Regions from separate parts of the Homo sapiens genome. Here region 1 is linked to region 2. Evidence: read pairs that join two places in POLR2A ChIA-PET (ENCODE). Cell type or tissue: MCF 10A. All regions are shown on one strand. Links, peaks and the distances in the headings refer to the core of each region. The heading gives the core; the rest is flanking DNA.

What was found. Peaks named below come from ENCODE experiments on the same cell type or tissue, not always from the same donor. Only the 100,000 strongest peaks of a DNase experiment are listed, where the experiment ranks them.
Region 1: POLR2A ChIA-PET joins it to region 2 with 5 read pairs; 2 of 35 experiments call an interaction of 5 or more read pairs at or near these places.

The regions. Positions count from the first base shown.
Region 1 is chr4:141,607,357-141,612,740 of GRCh38, reverse strand. No RefSeq gene overlaps it. Among named protein-coding and RNA genes, the nearest start is that of IL15, 27 kb to the left of the region's middle. In MCF 10A, for the core only: no CTCF peak of the experiment used is centred there; a DNase peak (open chromatin) is centred at 3,310.
Region 2 is chr4:141,546,863-141,552,246 of GRCh38, reverse strand. No RefSeq gene overlaps it. Among named protein-coding and RNA genes, the nearest start is that of LINC02276, 28 kb to the left of the region's middle. In MCF 10A, for the core only: no CTCF peak of the experiment used is centred there; no DNase peak of the experiment used is centred there.

The sequences.
Region 1 (5,384 bases), core at 293-5,292, 60 kb before region 2:
CCAAAGCAAGTCAACTAGAAGTTTACCTTCCTTGATATTATTTAAAACGATAAACAGTTCAAACATTTGAACCAGAAAAACCTAGGCTCAAATTCCAACTGTGTGATCTTTAACAAGTAACTTCTTTGTGGCTTAATATCCTTTTCCATAATTGGAGAAATAATGCTAACTTTACATGTTAGTATAGTAGTAAGTGATATGACATATGCTTGTATTACTCCAGAGCCTACAAATAGGAGGCACTCAATAAATACATTGTGGATGTTATATCTGCTTTCGTTTACACCACTATCTGTAATCTTCTTACTTGTAGCTCTGCTCTGTTTTCCATGTTTATTGTCCTTTCATTATTTTCTTTACCTCATTATTTTATACTTCATTCTAAAAGAACTTTGAAATTTGTCTTCAGCTCACAGATGCAATTTTCTGTATCAATTTTCTAGCAAGGCCCATTCTATTATTGCTATTTCATTGGTCAATTTTTCCTCTACACAATTCCCATGACTTCCTAGTTGATTATGTTGTCTCCTTGACCTGTTCTTTACATGTGTCAGATACGCATATTTCTTGAAAACACCTCTTCAAATACTTTAGGGGAAACAGTTGTCTAACACAGTTTGTTCAAAACAGTTGTCAATAATATTTGTTTGCTTTGCTTCCTTTTCTGAGTTATTCCCAGAGATTTGATTTTCACTGTGGATTTTTTGGGTAATATGCTCCTCTTTCTCGTATACAAATGTATTTTTTCCACAGGGATCAGATGATAATTTTCATCTATTTTTAAAATTATGAGCATTTGGTGCATATAAAAACATATATAACATAATAAATAATAATACAATGAAATAGAACATTTCCTAGGCTATTGAAGCTCCCTGTAAGCCCTCTCCAATTACCTCCCTTTGTTCTTCATGTATTTATATATCTCAGACCTTCTTTCTAGGATGTTTCTAAATTATATCCTTCATAAAGTATATTCTTTCCTAAAATATATCCTCTAGATTCTATTTCAGGGAGAATCTGTTGGAGATAGACTTTTTATTTATAAAAGAGTCTTTAATTTGGCTTTCTTGAAAGTTGTTTTTGCAGGGTATATTATTTTAGGTTGAAATAAACTTTCAGCATTTAGAAAGTAAAATTCTAGTGACTTCTGGCTTCCATTGAGAAGTCTGTTGAGAAGCCAAATGTTAATCTAGTTATCATTACTTTGTAAATCATCCTTTATCTTTGCTTTTTCTAAGCAACTACTTTTTTATTTGGTCCTCTGCAGCTTTTCTAATTTCATATCTAGGTATGAAAATTTATTCTGTTTGAGACTTGTTAGTATCCCTCAGCCTGACTTAATTAGTTTTGGGAAATTATTGACCATTATCCAGTAAAATACTGTCTGTCTTCAGTATATTATTTTCTCCAGAACTTTCACAGATATATGCTGAACTATCTCAGCCTCATGTTTCTTAGCCTCATATTTATACTTTTCTATGACTTTATCTTTCTGGGCATCAATTATATGTTTTTTGCATTTATATCTGCTGTGGCATTAGTTCTCTTTTAAGCTGCTATACCACAAACTTAGTTTTAATTCACTAACTATATTTTTATTTCTAAATATTCAATTTTGCCTTTTCTCAACTATGCCTATTCATCTTTGATAGATGCTTGGTCTTTACTCATGTTTTTATTCCATATTTTATTCATATAAACTTAGTCATACTCAGATTATATTTGTAATAATTCTAATATCGCTGACGTCTGCTATCTGTCCCGCTGTTGCTCACTCACAATGCCTAATTTATTTTTGGGTTGGTTTATGATCTCTGATTCTGAACATATGTTTATTAAAACTCTCTGGGAATTTGTTGAAGCTTGATGTGAGGGTGTGTTTATCAGGAAGGAATTTACCTACTTTCTCTATGTCCTAGAAAGCTACAGACTGAGATCTTCTTTCAATTAAAATTATTTAATTGCAAATAGTGTGAATTAAGGATGCAAGCCCACTGAAGAACAGACATGTGGCCAAAAATATTTTAGGAAGACTACTGCTTCTCCCTTTACCCAAAGCAAATCCTAATCAGAGAATCTCTTATTTAATACTTTCTTTGACTTAGGTCTTTGTAAGTCTGGGCTTTTCACTAAGGTCTTCAGTTGAATTCCTCACTATACAATGGCCCTGTCTTTGTCTTTGACTCTCTCTTAAGCAGTCATTAAAACTAAAGCTCTAAGCTACCAGTGATGATATATCCTGGGTCAGTGAGGACCTTCAGCATTCAATTATTTCTTAGACTTGTGCTCTTGCTTCATTCCTGGCTTCAGAGAAATTTCATCAATCTCTAGATCACATTAATTTATATAATTGCTATTTTAAAATTCTTACACAGAACTTAAATGATTTTTTGAACATTTCTTGCAGAATTTTTCAGTTCCCTAGAACTCATAATGGTGCTTCAAACTAGTGACTTCATATGAAGATTTTTAAATCACCAATGTGTTTACCATTGCATAGACACAAAGAGAAATGTCCAGCAGATCCTGTTTAATTCCACCTTGCTCATGAATTTTCCTTTGTCCTCACCTAAGATATTTCTCCACTCCGAAGATTATACAAAAGTCTAGGATTGTTGGAAAGAAAGTTGGACACAGACAGTGGATTACAGAGAAGGTCTCCACTGATAAACTGCTCAATTTTGAGTCTCTTTCTGACAATATATTCTCTCCTACTTCTTGGCCAAGTCTTTTCTTTCAGTTCTGTCTGCCTTCTTACCTTACTCCAATCATATTTAGTTTTTATAAGTAAGAAAATGAGACTCTGTAAGAGTATATTATAATCTTTCTGTACATGAATGGCTCCTCTGAGTAATTAGTTTTGCTTCTATGTTGGCCCACAGTGGAGGCAGAGAAATAGGTAGGGAAAATCCCCCTTTACAGGACAATTGAGAGAGCAAAGGTAGAGGAAAATGCACAATAAACATGTAGATAAATTCTTCAAGATTTTAGAGAGAAATTCATCAATTCCTTGCGGGATACCATTGCTTTCCTTTGGAGTAAGTAGGCAGGTTTCTTTTTCTTGGATCTCATACCAATAATTTCATGTCAAGAATATTAGTTTACTCTGGTCATTACTATTATTTTTCAATTTCCTGTGCTTAAGTGTATAGATTCATTTCACTCAGTCCTACACAGTGTCTTCTGCTTGCTGAATTTGAAGCGATCCTGTCCCTACAATTTCTTGGGTAGTCTACAATCCCTGCCACAGCCGACCCACAGGAGTGCTATTGCCCAACAGTGTTATTGTGCCAGTGACTGGCTATGTTCCAGCGCTTTGTTGTTACCCTTACTATTCAGTGAAGCCAGAGCTTAGAGGACTAATACTACTCAAGAAATATCACGTACTTAAGCCTGTGGTAAATGTATGTTTCTCAATGGCAAAAGTAGTCAAATGTGACATTAATTCTACTTCTTCAGTCAGATCTGCAGCTTATCTAGTAGTTATTATTTGACTCAAGCACTTTCTAATGTTAATAAGTAAATCAACTCTTCGAACAGGGCACAAGTATCACAAATGATTTGCAAACTGATAAGCATGGAAATAACAAGCATAACAAGTTTTCTCTTTTACCTTTGAATAGATAGCTGTAATATTGGTGTAAGTTGATTTTTTTTTCTCTCTCTCTCTCCCTCCCTCTCTCCCTTCTTCCCTCCATCCTTTTCCCAGTTCTGTTATGCTTTCAGAAGGGAAGGTAGAGATGCCATAATTTTCAAGATCTATTTTGCTCAAATTGAGAAATAATTGTTTGACAGATACAGGGTGGAAAGCTTCAGAAACTGGCCAGAAGTTCAAACAGGAAAAATACAAAAAACTTAGCAGAGGATTGTATCCTTTGCCCTTTATTTTGATGACCATGCCATCTTCTAATCCCCAGAAAAAAACTGGAAAACAGAATAAACATAATTTTCTGATTATTCTTATGTACAATAAATGGAATTAATACATACTTAGTTTTTAAAATTTGATATGTTTTGTTAAGCAAGATAGAAAGTAGTCAGAAAAATGATTAAGAGTTACTTAAGCTGGTTCATATATTTTTACTTTTAGTCTGCATCTCCTAATTTAATATAGTGATATATTTGACATTATGAGCTCCTTGATTTGTTTAGAAAAAACTCATCATCTTAAAAAAATACTTCAAACTCAATGAATGATAAAAGTGCTCATTTTAATAGATGACATTTATTGAGCACTAACAATGTGCTACGAACTTGCTTGAGAGGTTTACATGTATTGCTTTCATTTCACCGCATTGCAGTGAGGTATGTATGACATTATCTTAATTTCACACTTGACAAAACTGAGGCTCAGAGAATTTAACGGACTTTCTGGTCCTCAGATAGTAAGTAGTGGATGCAAAATCCATATATGTCTGACTTCAAATCGTTACTCCTATCTATGCTGCATATCAATATCTTTCATTAGGAAGAATACAGAATTCAAAATGTGATGGTGACCTTAAATATGCTTGCTGCAAAGACAGAATATCTTCTTATTACAAAAATCTCCTCTCAACATAGAATTGTAACATTTCAGAGTTGAAAAAGCCCTGCAAACCATCCGATCCTGTGTTTTCCATGTTGTGGAGCCAATGTGCTTGGTTTACTGCTACAAACACACAAGGGTGAAGGGAGGGAAATGTTCAAATTGTTCAAAGGAAATACACGGACTTCTGATATCTCTCAGACACTGTTTGAACTATTGGCTCAAGGCGTTTCAGTTTCAACTCTAAATAATGTTAAATTCCTTTTGGTGACATTATATCTTTGTGAAACTTACTGAATTTTCTAGGTTGAAATGATAAAAAGAAAGTACCACAGGATAATCAATGTGAAACAGGAGAAGATAGCAGTGTTCAATCCGATTTCAAAGTTTAAGAAGTTGTGCATTGCTCAATTAGTGCACACACACCATTAACAACTAGTTGTGTTTCTTTAAGAGTGAAACTTTGATAAATTTGTTTCAAATTATTTGCATTCTTTTTTCAAATGGATGCTGAGTTTAGAACTTGCATGTACAGTATGATCTGTTTTGAAAATGCACCTATATCAGCTGCATCCCTATCAAGATCTCCATCATCTCTGGCACTGTGCAGTCAATATCTACTACATAGAAACAAACACTGTTCTGATTTCTATAACCATGCATTCATCATGGTAATTCAAGGATTTCATATAAAGGGGGGCATAAAGCATGTGCTCTTTTATGTCTACCTTATTTTCGTCAGCATAATTTTGGGATTTTCATCCGTGTTATTTTATATATACAAATACTTCATTCACTTATATTGCTAAGTAGTATTCCATTGTATGAAATACCAACATTTATTTATTCACCT
Region 2 (5,384 bases), core at 168-5,167:
GGTTTCAAAGAATATCTTTATTTCTGCCTTCATTTCTTTATGTATCCAGTAGTCATTCAGGAGCAGATTGTTCAGTTTCCATGTAGTTGAGCAGTTTTGAGTGAGTTTCTTAGTCCTGAGTTCTAGTTTGACTGCACTGTGGTCTTAGAGACAGTTTGTTATAATTTCTGTTCTTTTACATTTGCTGAGGAGTGCTTTACTTCCAACTATGTGGTCAATTTTGGAATAGGTGTGGTGTGCTGCTGAAAAAAATGTATATTCTGTTGACTTGTGGTGGAGAGTTCTGTAGATGTCTATTAGATCCGCTTGGTGCAGAGCTGAGTTCAAATCCTGGGTATCCTTGTTAACTTTCTGTCTTGTTGATCTGTCTAATGTTGACAGTGGGGTGTTAAAGTCTCCCATTATTATTCTGTGGGAGTCTAAGTCTCTTTGTAGGTCACTAAGGACTTGCTTTATGAATCTGGGTGCTCCTGTACTGGGTGCATATATATTTAGGATAGTTCGCTCTTCTTGTTGAATTGATCCCTTTACCATTATGTAATGGTCTTCTTTGTCTCTTTTGATCTTTGTTGGTTTAAAGTCTGTTTTATCAGAGACTAGGATTGCAACCCCTGCCTTTTTTTGTTTTCCATTTGCTTGGTAGATCTTCCTCCGTCCCTTTATTTTGAGCCTATGTGTGTCTCTGCACGTGAGATGGGTTTCCTGAATACAGCACACTGATGGGTTGTGACTCTTTAGCCAATCTGCCAGTCTGTGTCTTTTAATTGGAGAATTTAGTCCATTTACATTTAAAGTTAATATTGTTATGTGTGTATTTGGTCCTGTCATTATGATGTCAGCTGGTTATTTTGCACATTAGTTGATGCAGTTTCTTCCTAGCCTTGATGGTCTTTACATTTTGGCATGTTTTTGCAGTGGCTGGTACCGGTTGTTCCTTTCCATGTTTAGTGCTTCCTTCAGAAGCTCTTTTAGGGCAGGCCTGGTGGTGACAAAATCTCTTAGCATTTGCTTGTCTGTAAAGGATTTTATTTCTCCTTCACTTATGAAGCTTAGTTTGGCTGGATATGAAATTCTGGGTTGAAAATTCTTTTCTTTAAGAATGTTGAATATTGGCCCCCACTCTCTTCTGGCTTGTAGAATTTCTGCCAAGAGGTCTGCTGTTAGTCTGATGGGCTTCCCTTTGTGGGTAACCCGACCTTTCTCTCTAGCTGCCCTTAACATTTTCTCCTTCATTTCAACTTTGCTGAATCTGACAATTATGTGTCTTGGAGTTGCTCTTCTTGAGGAGTATCTTTGTGGCGTTCTCTGTATTTCCTGAATCTGAATGTTGGCCTGCCTTGCTAGATTGGGGAAGTTCTCCTGGAAAATATCCTGCAGAGTGTTTTCCAACTTGGTTCCATTCTCCCCGTCACTTTCAGGTACACCAATCAGATGTAGATTTGGTCTTTCACATAGTCCCATATTTCTTGGAGGCTTTGTTCATTTCCTTTTATTCTTTTTTCTCTAAACTTCCCTTCTCGCTTCGTTTCATTCATTTCATCTTCCATCACTGATACCCTTTCTTCCAGTTGGTCGCATCGGCTCCTGAGGCTTCTGCATTCCTCACGTAGTTCTCGAGCCTGGCTTTCAGCTCCATCAGCTCCTTTAAGGACTTCTCTGCATTGGTTATTCTAGTTTTCCATTTGTCTAATTTTTTTTCACAGGTTTTAACTTCTTTGCCATTGGTTTGAATTTCCTCCTGTAGCTCGCAGTAATTTGATCGTCTGAAGCCTTCTTCTCTCAACTCATCAAAGTCACTCTCCGTCTAGCTTTGTTCCGTTGCTGGTGAGGAGCTCTGTTCCTTTGGAGGAGGAGAGGCACTCTGCTTTTTAGAGTTTCCATTTTTTCTGCTCTGTTTTTTCCCCAGCTTTATGGTTTTATCTACTTTTGGTCTTTGATGATGGTGATGTACAGATGGGTTTTTGGTGTGGATGTCCTTTCTGTTTGTTAGTTTTCCTTCTAACAGACTGGACCCTCAGCTGCAGGTCTGTTGGAATTTGCTAGAGGTCCACTCCAGACCCTGTTTGCCTGGGTATCAGCAGCAGTGGCTGCAGTACAGCGGTGGCTGTAGAACAGCGGATCTTGGCGAACTGCAAATGCTGCTGTCTGATCGTTCCTCTGGAAGTTTTGTCTCAGAGGAGTACCTGGCCATGTGAGGTGTCAGTCTGCCCCTACTGGGGGATGCCTCCCAGTTAGGTTGCTCGGGGGTCAAGGACCCACTTGAGGAGGCAATCTCCCTGTTCTCACATCTCCAGCTGCCTGCTGGGAAAACCACTACTCTTCAAAGCTGTCAGACAGGGACATTTAAGTCTGCAGAGGTTACTGCTGTCTTTTTGTTTGTGCCCTACCCCCAGAGGTGGAGCCTACAGAGGCAGGCAGGCCTCCTTGAGCTGTGGTGGGGCTCCACCCAGTTCGAGCTTCCAGGCTGCTTTGTTTACCTAATCAAGCCTGGGCAATGGCAGGCGCCCCTCCCCCAGCCTCGCTGACACCTTGCAGTTTGATCTCAGAGTGCTGTGCTAGCAATCAGCGATACTCCGTGGGCATAGGACCCTCCAAGCCAGGTGCGGATATAATCTCCTGGTGTGCCGTTTTTTAAGCCCGTTGGAAAAGTGCAGTATTAGGGTGGGAGTGACCCGATTTTCCAGGTGCCGTCTGTCACCCCTTTCTTTGACTAGGAAACGGAACTCCCTGACCCCTTGTGCTTCCCGAGTGAGGCAATGCCTCGCCCTGCTTCGGCTCACGCATGGTGCACTGCACCCACTGTCCTGCACCCACTGTCCTGTACCCACTGTCTGGCACTCCCTAGTGAGATGAACCCGGTACCTCAGATGGAAATGCAGAAATCACCCGTCTTCTGCATCACTCATGCTGGGAGCTGTAGACCGGAGCTGTTCCTATTCAGCCATCTTGGCTCCACCAAGAATGGTTTATTTTCTAAATGCTGCTCTAGTATCAAGATAACTGTGTTTCTTAAATTCCAAAATATCTTGTATTCTGACTAGAGGATGTGGCATTAAAAAAAAAAAGAAAGAATATTTCAGAATTAAATAAAGGTCAAGGATTTGTAAACTACAATTTCTAAGGCAGAGAGAGAATTTGAGTATTGTGCTATGACTAATACTAGAATGATTTATTAAAAGCTCAAGTCCAGCTACAGCTCAACTAAGGTCCAAGGTGTAATCAAGTTTGAAGATGCAACTCTAGAGCTTGAATTAGATGTAAACACTAGAAATTTATGTTTTGCTCCTTGAAGTATTTGTTTTTCTTGGTTCAGAGGCACCCTGGGGAAATGACCCTGTCTTGGGTTCAGCTGTATAATTCAGAATGGCTTAGAATGTAGGAATCTGACTGTTCTCTGATTTCTTCAGAGGGCTTCAAATGGCCTACTTATGAAACAAATTTTTAACATCAGTGATAGAGCATGCTGAAAAAAATCACACTGATTCTAAGCTATCAAAATTTCATTGTGGTGTAAGATGGAGGCAAAATTAAGATCATTTTTTAAAAAATCCTGCTATAAAGTTGTTGAGAGAGTGCTAATAAGTCTCCAAATTTAGAAATGCCAATTTTATGAATTATCTGTTGTAATATTTGGAGAAGTTTATAGTCAGTGAAAAAAGCATTATTAGTTGGATTGCCTAATCTTTGAAAAAGTCCATGCCAGGAATTAATATAATTGCAGATCTGAATGGCTGTAAAATCTATACCTTATGCAAAGCACAGAAGAAACAGAGGAACTAAAGTATTGACAGAATAGCAAACTAAAACATTCTTTGCCCTAGAGAGCTGCTAGGAGCTGGCTCCAGCTCACCATAGTCCCTTCATCTTTTTCCTTGTTCTATTTTATTTTACAGTCTTTGAAAGATTTTGAAGAATTTATAAAATGGAAAAATTACCATCAACCATATATTTTTGAAGGAGGATTATGGCAATGTTAAGGTGGAATGAGGAAGACTTGAATATGGGGGAAATCTGAAGGTGATTTAGGGACTAGATGAAAAATGATGATCTGATCAGGGATCAGAAAGAGTAGAAGCAGCAATGAAGGAATTATCTGAGGAACACTGTGAAGGTAAACCCATGAGGCTCTGTGACAGATTAGATTGGGCAGGGGGAAGGTAGAAAGAGAATGGGAGTAAAACGAAACCTAAGGTCTCCAGGTTGGAAACTGAATAGAAGTCATATATAAAACTGGTAATACCTAGTCGGCTAAAAGTAGGCATATAAGAGAAAAATATATTAGTTTAGTTTGGTGTATATTAGTCTTGAGAAATCTGCAGAGCATCTAAGTGAACATATTCAGAAGCCTTTTCCATTTGGAAATAGGAATCTATATCTTGGTAGGAAGGTCAGCCTTGCATTCATCACTGAGAAGGAGATCACTCAAAAAACAAGGTATGAAAGGAAATGGACCAAGGATGGAAGCCAGAAAAATGCCAATATTTAGAGAGCAGTAGGTGTAGTAAAGTGAAATGAGAAAGAGTGATCAAATACAGAGAAGAATCATGCAAGATACATAGCAGTAATTAGACACATAGAAGAGATTCAAGAAAGAGAAGGTGGCCAACAGTCCCAAGCATTGTAGAGAGGTTAAGGAGAATTACTAAAAAGAGAACTTTATATTTAAAACATCATCGGTGACCCTTGAGGGAGGAATCCTATTTCAGTGGTGGAAGGTTGGAACCAAATTAAAGTGGGTTCAGAGGATGTGGGAGGTAACGTAGAGAGTGGTGGGTGATTAATGAAAATACTATTAACAGAAGAACTTAAGCAATGTGTAATATAATGGCCAGACTCAAAAGCAAAATTTGGTTGGATTGATAATAATGATGTCACATAGGCTCAACTACAAAGAGAGAGAGAGAGAGAGAGACAAAAAATCTGAATCCCCAAGCTTTGAAAATTTAGAACATACTACTACCCTATAAGTGAAATTTACTAAAAGTCTTTCCCAAGATGTTGCATAGCATAAAGCATGAACTTAGGAGTTTAGGTAAAACGAGAGTTACTATTAAAATGAGAAGCAGATAGGTCTTTTTGGGCATTTAACATGCCATAGAGGATTTTATTTTCATAACCACTTACATCTAAGACAGATCCCTTAAATTTTCTAGGCTTCTGCATATTAACAGTGCTCTGGGAAGAGTTGATAGTAAAACTTTGGAGATTACGTTATTCTGCTGGCTTAAAATAATTTAAGAATTTCTCCCAAAAGATTGAAATGGAAGGAAAATTCAACAGGACAAAATTCTGTTTTTATCAATGTCAATGTAATAAAAAGTATTTCTTTTTTAACTGATGCTAGAGGTGTGTACTTGAAAACAAGATATGGCCTAGTGGGTTAA